3 separate regions of the Homo sapiens genome follow, and all the other regions are linked to region 1. A link is a contact called in ENCODE Hi-C or POLR2A ChIA-PET data. All regions are on one chromosome and are shown on one strand. The core of a region is the stretch at or near the end of the contact, and the rest is flanking DNA. Distances in the headings are between cores, read along the strand shown.

The links. A loop is a pair of places that touch in the nucleus more often than their neighbours do. ChIA-PET counts read pairs that join two places held with the same protein, here RNA polymerase II (POLR2A). Pooled maps may share reads with other maps.
Region 2: a loop to region 1 is called in a pooled map, with 6 times the contacts of the local background. The contact joins the promoter of EIF4G2 here to the promoter of PIK3C2A in region 1. A Hi-C loop is called at or near these places in 5 of 50 pooled maps. POLR2A ChIA-PET finds 5 or more read pairs at or near these places in 2 of 52 experiments (GM12878 and activated CD8-positive, alpha-beta T cell).
Region 3: a loop to region 1 is called in a map of naive thymus-derived CD4-positive, alpha-beta T cell, with 11 times the contacts of the local background. The contact joins the promoter of LINC02718 here to the promoter of PIK3C2A in region 1. A Hi-C loop is called at or near these places in 1 of 168 maps with a recorded cell type or tissue (naive thymus-derived CD4-positive, alpha-beta T cell) and 5 of 50 pooled maps. POLR2A ChIA-PET finds 5 or more read pairs at or near these places in 1 of 52 experiments (MCF 10A).

What each region holds. Positions count from the first base shown.
Region 1 is chr11:17,206,581-17,209,419 of GRCh38, forward strand. PIK3C2A (phosphatidylinositol-4-phosphate 3-kinase catalytic subunit type 2 alpha) reads right to left here and starts at 1,406. Exons shown (of 33, transcript NM_002645.4): 1 at 1,268-1,406. RefSeq lists enhancers at 673-1,196, 1,197-1,719, 1,225-1,334 and silencers at 865-1,124, 1,475-1,554.
Region 2 is chr11:10,807,473-10,810,311 of GRCh38, forward strand. It overlaps EIF4G2 (eukaryotic translation initiation factor 4 gamma 2), which reads right to left and starts at 1,454. Exons shown (of 22, transcript NM_001418.4): 1 at 1,233-1,454. LOC101928053 (a long non-coding RNA gene) reads left to right here and starts at 1,825. Exons shown (of 3, transcript NR_120540.1): 1 at 1,825-1,894; 2 at 2,385-2,449. RefSeq lists enhancers at 227-306, 1,037-1,296, 1,807-1,856, 1,932-2,538 and a silencer at 1,577-1,626.
Region 3 is chr11:22,828,025-22,830,863 of GRCh38, forward strand. LINC02718 (long intergenic non-protein coding RNA 2718) reads left to right here and starts at 1,390. Exons shown (of 11, transcript NR_187210.1): 1 at 1,390-1,587. It overlaps SVIP (small VCP interacting protein), which reads right to left and starts at 1,777. Exons shown (of 4, transcript NM_148893.3): 1 at 1,671-1,777. The coding sequence starts at 1,724. RefSeq lists an enhancer at 1,372-1,681 and a silencer at 1,832-1,901.

The DNA of each region.
Region 1 (2,839 bases), core at 156-2,655:
TGTCAATTAAAAAAAAAAAAAAGAGCACCAACCCCAACTATGGCAGAGCTGCTAAAGGAGTCTCTTGTGGAGACTTGAACCACAAGCCAAGGAGGCAAAGGTACAAAGTCTCTCCTGGAATTAGTTCCTGGACTTCTGTGCAGCCTTCCCTCTTTCTACTATGTCTTCACCGTTCCCCTACAAACAGCTTTCTTCTTCTTGCATCTCTTATATGCTGTGGCCTTTGATGCTACAATAGATTTAAAAATTTTCCCAACAGAGCTTTTCTGCCTGAAACCCACCAGGAAAGATTTCAGGACATTCTTTAATAACTAATCTTGTTCAAAGAGGCAGGCCTCCTTCGTTTCACTTAATTCAAACCCCCACTGTTCAAAATAAGAATATAATTATAACCTCAATTTCTATCGGGCCAGTATAGGAAAAGAACTACAACAGGCTCTCTCTTCCACGTTATGTCCAGACTTTTTTCCTTAGTTTCTCCTTCCTCATTTCCCTCCTCAATCCCTCCTCCCCCAAAAAATAATTCCACAGCTAGAGAATGTCGTTTTTAAAGCCAGAAATTCAGTGAGGAAAATAAGTATGTGCCTTTTTCTTCAATTATTTATGATTCCTCCGTCACTCAGGAAGAGTTAAGCTAGTATTTTTTAATCTGACCGCTCTCTCAGAAGGATGATGCGCTAAATACACACTGAAAGAATAGTGTTCCCAAAGCAAGTGGATTCGCGGCTAAAGGCAACGCGGTGGGAGTGGGGGGTCCGGGAAGAAGAAAAAGTATCCTTGGCCCCCAGAGCCAGAGATGGGACAGGAGGTGAAAGAAGGGGCCGTCACTGAGAAGTACAACACACACACTCGCCAGAACTAACAATCTGCCAAGAAAATAGGACCGGCCACTGCGGCTCCAGCCCGGTCCCGCGGGACAAGGCGGGGGAGGGGGGCCGGCGGCCGGGGGGCCTGCCCTCCTTCTGTGGGACAAAACTAACTCCCTGGCGCACCTCCGCTCCCGAGAAGAGGGGCCTGGTGGGGACGCGGGCTCCTCGCACCTCCAGCGCAGCACTTGCTCACGGCCTGGGTGGAAGCAAGGCCCGGAGGGAGGGGGGAGTCGGGCTGGGCAACGCCAAGAGCACGGGATGGAGGGTCAGACGCGGGCACCCAAGGCACTGGGGGCCGCGACAAGAGACCCTTCCAGCCCGGGAACCCCGGGGCCCCTCTCCACCCTTGCAGAGCAGGACCCCGAATATCGTCCCCAGCCGCACCGACCGCTCCTCACCTCAAGCTGCCTGAGCCTCCGCCTCTACCACAACCTGAGCCGCCGAAGCCGCCACAGTCCGAGCCATTTTTCCCCTCAGCTGGCTCAGCCGCCGCCGAAAGCTTCGGCCGACTCCACAGCCAGCCAAGCGCAGCACGTCACTTCCGGACAGGGAAGCACCGCCTTCCCCGCCCGGACTTGTTGCGAATTGGCTGGCGCGGACGGCCTACCTGAGCTGGCGGGCGGGGCTTGGACGCTGCCGGGGTGGCGTGAGCAAGGGAGCTGGGGCGCTGGGGCGCACGGGCCCGGGGGACCAGGGTCTGGCTCTCTCCCGAGGAATGCTGAGCAGGCTCTGGACGCCTCTCCGTGCACACCCCAGACCTGGGGAGGGGAGCTCTCCGGACACCCCAGCTGGCCGCCCCTCGGGCCCTGAGTCCGAAGACCCGCTAAACAGGGCCCGGGCACTGAAGTACCCTATTGTTCTCATCCCCTCTCCCGGGACCCCGCACCCTCCTCCATCTAGGCTGAGGTTCCCAGATTTGTGTCTTGGCCCCTGGCGGCGCCGAGATTACTTTGTGATTGGAAGACTGAAAGGAACAGGCAAGACTTAAACTCGTCCACTCCAACCAGTATTTACCGAGGCCTCACGGTGGGTCAGGTGGTATACGGTGGGTAATTAGTAGCCTATCACGTGGTTTCTGTAAAATGCTTGATAGCACGTAAAACGCTTTCAGGTCGGCGTCTCGTTTCATCCTCACAACAGCCAGGTAAGGAAGATAACCCCCTGATAATAACTCACAGCCAGACGGCTCTTTCTACATTACAAAGTATTTTCACATGCAACCTCCATAATAATATATTCTTATTGAGAATTTAATGAGATTATGCTTGTAAAGCGTTTGGTCCTCACGTGTTAGATCTAAAAATTACGTAACCATGGGAAGATATAGGAAAATTATCCCCATTTACAGATGGGGCTTCTGGGGCACAAAGATGTTAAGGGGAGAGGAACGATTCCATAGCGTTTTACAACAAGATTGTCTTTTAAGCAGTAGGAGAAGGGGGTCCACACCATCCAGACGTTCACAATCTGATGTGGCAGACTGATTTAGGCTGCATTTCTCAGCCTAAACTAAAAATTATCAGCCTATATGATATACGCATAATTAGAAGGCTCTAAGAGAAGTTGAACTTTCAGCAAATAACTGGAAAGAAAGAAATTGGCCTGATTTGGCAGGGACGGGGGTTGGCGAAAGGGGGCTAGGGCAATGGGGAATGTGGAGTGGATGAATCCCTCATAGCGCTGTAATAAACATGCCTGCACCTCCGCAGGGATGGTAAAATTGGATGGAGTTTCTATTCTATGGGGAATTCTAGAAACAAATGTGATTATTTCTTACGGCTGTAGCTACTGGCTGTTGTACACCCCCCCCCCTTCCAACTCCTATCTTTCCCCCAACCCCGCCCCTCCTCTATGCACACACACTTCCAGGCAGGCTACACACTCTAGAAGAATGTCCCTTAGAAATCAACTTAGTTCCGCAGCATTGTTCTGCTTTATCTTCTGATCAAAGGAGGAATTTCTAAAATTGG
Region 2 (2,839 bases), core at 204-2,703, 6.4 Mb before region 1:
TGTCACTGCATTGCAGATCTGTAAGACTAACCTAAAATGTACTCAAAACACTGACAATTACATTTTGTTTAGCCACCTGGAAATTCCCCGGTGTTCAAGGATGCAAAGAGACTTCGTAGAACACAAGAGCATTTTAAACGGCTCAGAACGAATCTTTTGAAAAAGCCACATTCTACTATCTTTAAAACTGAGCACTGAGATCAATAGAAAAGTCTAACTACAGACACGAGCAACATCACGTGGAAAATGTCTGCCCTAGGAATTTTTACTGCCTTGACGAGGCCAGCGACTAGATGAGGTCTCTCCGAAAGCTCTTCAGCAGTTTTCCCCTGTCCACCCTTTCGCCTCCTCCCCGTGGAGAGCTCGTGGAAAGACGCGCGAGAGGGGGCCGGGTGTACAGGACTAGCACTTGCAGGCGGAAGACCAGGGCCACAACATGGCAGCAGGAACCTCCGCCCCGTTTTTCCCTTCCTGGGAACAAAAGAGCGGAGCATTCCTCCCACCCAGGCGCAAGTTAGGGAAGTGCTTCCGACAACCTCCCCGCGAGGCCCGGGTCGCTCGACGGGGAGGAGCAGCTGAGGCCACCCCCGCCAGCCCGGCGCCCAGCTCTTTGTTCTCCAAGCAGGAAGGCGGCCTCCTGCCCACCCGCCGCCTCCAAGCGGGCCCCCTCCTGCACCATAAATCCCCCCGGGACTGACAACCGCCTCGCCACGGCCTCCTCTGCTGACAAAAGGGGCAGAAATCATCACTCTCTCTTTCCTCCCCGACGAAGGGCAGCCCCTGCCGACTCCAGGTCCTACACACCTCCCCGCCGGGAGGCCAGGCTCCGGGACGCCTGCGGTTCCCTGGTCCCGCGCCAACGGCCTGGCCTTCCCTGCCGGCCCGCGTGCCTCCCGCCACGGCGCTAGCGGTCCGAGCCACGCTCCCTCGCCGTCCGAGCACAGCCGTGCCTCGGTCCGCCACGGCCTCGTCCCTGCAGGCGTCGGCCATCCGGCCATGACCGCACGGCGGCCTGGCCAACACTGACGTTTTCCTTCTACTCCGTCAGCAACAGGAAGAGAGAACAAAAGCCAAGACTTTCCAGGTATCTGAAGCGCAGAGGAAATGCTAAAAAAGGGTCGCCCCACCCGGCTCCGCCTGCGGCCGCCATTTTGTACCACTCGAGAAGAAGCGACCAGGGACGGCGGCCATTTTAGAGCGCTCCACTCGGCGGCGGCAGCGGCTCAACTCACCTTCACCGAGAACTCAGCAGCTGCCACCGCAGCTGCCTCCTCAGGATCCGGTCGTCGGGGATAGGGAAGGGAGGGGAAAGGGGAACGGAAAACAAAAAAAAGGGGGAGGGAAGGGGGAGGAAGGAGTCGGGGACGGCCTCAAACTCAGCTCAGAGGAGTCGCTGCTGCAGCCGCCACTCGGTACCCGCTGCCACCTCCATAGAGCTCCGACTCACTGCTGGCGCTAAGGCGTGTCTGAAGCCGAACTTATCACTCTTGGGGCAGCCGAACCCACCAGAGTCTCCCCGAATGGCTCCTTCGCCGCCCAATCAGCGGCCCGGTTGCCGTCTGCCACCAATCCGCGCAGGGCAGCGAGGAGGAGCCACAGGGCTGAGCTCGGTTGCGGCGCAGCCCCGCCGCAGTGCGCAAAGCCATATTCGCGAAGTCTCTGAGGCTGAGCCAGTGGCGTAAGGGGCGCCGAGCGCTGTCGAGATGAGGGTTGCGTGCGTAAAGCCGGAGAGCCCTTTTGAGTCTGCGTTGGCGTGGCTGCTGCTTCTTGCTCCAGTCCCTTTGTTCACTGAGTCCATATGCCATGCTCCAGTTGTATCATCCCCTTTTCCCTCGACCTCGTTTTCTCACCGGGAATATGGGAAGAAAACGCACCCTTACCTCCCCCGAACCCTGTGCGTGGCGAGTGAGCATTGCTTTTCTTGGCGCCCCTTGGAGCTGTGGCTGCCCTCGCGTGCCTGGCCTCTCCCGGGGCTGAGCCCTTCGGGTTGAGGCCTGGAGCCCCCGGGCGCAGCGCCGGGACACTACCCGGCTCCAGGTCCTCGGCTTCGGCAGCCTTAGGGAACCCAGAAAGTAGTGGGGAGGAGGCGAGACGTGCGCCCGGATGCCAAAGGGGAGCTTCATTCAGCTCCTTATTGGCCCACCCCCTGCAGAGTGAATGAGAAAGTGATGAAAGGAAGGGGTTGATTTTCTTCGAACCGCACAGAAGAAGCTGCTTTTCCCATAGGAATGTCCGGCTGGCGGTCACCGAGGAAAACACCCTGTGTGTCAGACTTCCGCGGGTGTTTGGAGGATTTCGAATTGCTAGCTCCTGTTTTTTTTTGTTTTTTGTTTGTTTAAGTGCACGTTAAACATTGTCAGTTGTGTATTTTCATTTTATTTAAGGTTCACCATAAGAAATAGGATTAAGCTTTTCAAAGCCGGCAAGTTGAACTATTTATACTTACCAGGTAATGTATTGATGAGTACCTTATTCCATCGTTTGCGACATTGTAGCTATACTAAAATGGAGTCATACTTCCATAAACTTAAACAACAAAAATGTCCCCATCTCCATTTTAACATGTAGTACTTTTACAGTGTATAGTCAAAGGCAAGAATGTGTGTGTTTTAACATGAATGACTTTTAAAGTGTTCAGTAAGAGGCAGGATTTTCAAAGACCCAAACTTAACCTTTGATGTGTCAAAACAGCTCTTGGTATTAGAGCACCTGGTCCTTAATACAATTTTCCGGAAAATTGCAGTTTTTCCTACGACATTTAAATGTAATAGAAGGCTGTGGTGTGGCTCTGAAGGTTTTTAACACAATTCCAACATCTGTAGATCTTTGCTATAGAATA
Region 3 (2,839 bases), core at 140-2,639, 5.6 Mb after region 1:
GAATTTCATTCTCCTAATCAATATGCCTTCAAATCAGCACATGCTAAAACAGATACAAGGTTTACCTATATAATCATTTATTTACTCTCTTTTTTAATAAAAAGGCCTACAAGCTAGTCAGGGCAATAACAAAACAAATAATGTTTACAAATACAAAAAGGAAAATACATGGTTTGTTACTGCCGGTTAAAATGGAGTCTGAAGTAACCTGGTGTTTTTAGGAAAGGTTAATAAATGAAGTGGGCTAATCTCAGTGTGTAGGAGGGAAGGACTGGAGTAATTTCATGAGAGGTATTGTTCCATATCAGAAAACAGTGAATGCTATTTTTCTAGACCATGTACTACTTATTATAAAGCCCTTTTTCTAGGTGCTGGGATACAACAGTGTAAAAACATAGATAAATGTCTCCTCCCAAATGAAACAAATTCCAATTGCGGGCGCACAGACAAATATAATGAAGTAAGTAAACGTCTGTCAGATGGCATGGCAGATAAGTAATGGGAGAATGGGTGGGTGGTATTGTGGGGAATATATTTTGTTTAACGTGGTCAGCAAAAGCTTCACTGGTAAAGTGACATCCAAGCAGTGAGCCGTGTGGTTATCAAGGGAAGAGGGTATAGTATGAGGATGGGGGGGAGGGCTTAACAAATCTGACATGTTATATTTTATCGACAGCCAGAACAACAAAATCAACTTAATTTAAAACAACAGCAGCAACAAAGAGAAGCTGAACTTTCCCACATCAAATTTATAAGTACTAAATTTTTAGTATCTATAGTAGCTGAAGAGTTAATGTACTTCCCAAAAATACTTCATTTTCTTCAACTAATTTTTAGCTAGAGAAGAGAAACAGGTTTATGTTAACTCCCTGTAAGGAGTACTAATGTAAAGATACTGTTAACAGAAAGCTACAAAAAGTGTACATGTATTGTACCACACACCCACTAGCTACATTTGAATTTCAGATAAGCAATGAGTAATGTTTTTGTAGAACTAGATCCCTAATATTGCATGGCACAAAACGATATTATAAACGTATTCCTTGTATATCTGAAATTCGAATGTAACTGGGTGTCCAGTATTTTTATTAAATACGACATTATAAATTGGACACTCTGTACTACATATTCTTTTAAAGGGAGAACGTAAAAGAATGAGATAAATACTAAAAAGAAATCATTAAAAAAACATATCCGATAAAGCTCAGGCGTATAAGCGACTTTCCGAGCACCTTCTTTTAAAAGATGGTAGACACAGTTGAAAACGCACATCTCCTAGACGACTAAAGAGCTCCCGGAGAAAGCAATGTCTTTTCGCGCCGAATTCCATCTACCACATCCCCCGGAATGTCCCACGCGTAACGCCCTCTGCGTGCGCCGGCGCCCTATGAAGATCCGGCGCAGCTAAAGTCAGTGGAAGGTAGAAAGACGCCACAGCCGCCTTTCGACAACTTTTTGTTACAAAAGTGGAGATCTACACGGAGGCGACGGCCTAGGTCGCTCTGACAGGACCCAACGACCCTCCTGACGCGTCCACCCGTCCTCGCTAGCAGGGTCCCCCAGCGGGCTCTCGACCTGCGCCACCAGGTACAATGGCTCGGCCCGCCCCGCAACCCGAGGACAGGTGCTCAAGGCGCGGCCCGGCGGACGCAGGGACCTGCTCTACTCACCAGGTCCGGCGTGGGAGGCGCGGACTCCCCGGGACAAGGAAAACACAGCCCCATAGGGACGACAGCTTGAGAACCCTGACCGGGTCCGGCCCAGGCCAGGCGGCGCTAACTGCGCGGTCCGGAGCCGGTCCCTGGTCCTCCGCGCTTGCCCCGCCCCCACCGCCCTCCACTGGCTCGGCTCCGCCCCAGCGGCAACGCCCCGCCCCCACCCCGCAGCTCTGCCCCGCCTCGCCTCTCTGCGGCAACGCCCCCCTCTTCTCGCGACACCAACCAGTCCCACAGCTCAGCTGCGCCCCCTTAAGGCATTGCCCCTTCCTCACCCACAGCTCCGCCTACCCCCGCCCCGCGACCGCTGGGCTTGTGGCCAAAGCCTAGGTTCCAGGAAACACCTGCTGTGGGTAGCAATGCAGGGAAGGGATGGAAAAGCTTCGCTACGGTTCCAAAGCTCTTCCTGCTAACCTTGCCTTACCATTTATAAATGAATGAGTGGTACAGCTCTGGGTAGTTCATGCTACCTTTTTTTATGAGATGGGACTCTGGTGTCCTAGAAATTAAAGCCAAAATTCCAAGTAAACATCAGCACCCTTTTCTCCCTTCTTAGTGACAGTGCTATTCCAGAACAGAGGGCAGAATATAAAATCCATTATTATGACGATGAATCTAGCGTCATAAATGTGGCATTAGTTGACATTTCCACTAGTTTCTGGTATTTAGAAGTCATTTATCCTTCCGAGAGAAATAATAAAGTTTCATCTACTGAGAAATGTTTTAATGATTCTCCTCAAATTTTAATAAGTATGAGAATCAGCTGGGCAACTAGTTAAAATTTACTTGCTGATTTAGTAAGTATAAGGTGGGACCTGAGATTCATTTCCAGTAAACCCACAGGTGATACTAAAGTTACTGATCTCGTCTCCACACAAATGCTTTTATTTTATTTTATTTTATTTTTGCATTCTATTAGTTATTTCTGCTTATGTAAAAATTTTCAAACATTACAAAAAGGTAGGATGTATAGTGACAGCGTCTCAGAAACCATTGTCGGCTTTTTGATATACTTGCTGGTTAATTTTTTATAGATGTATAATTTACATATAATATTATGCACTTATTTTGATTGTAGAGTTCACTGAGTTTTAACAAACATGTGATCACCACATTCAAGATAT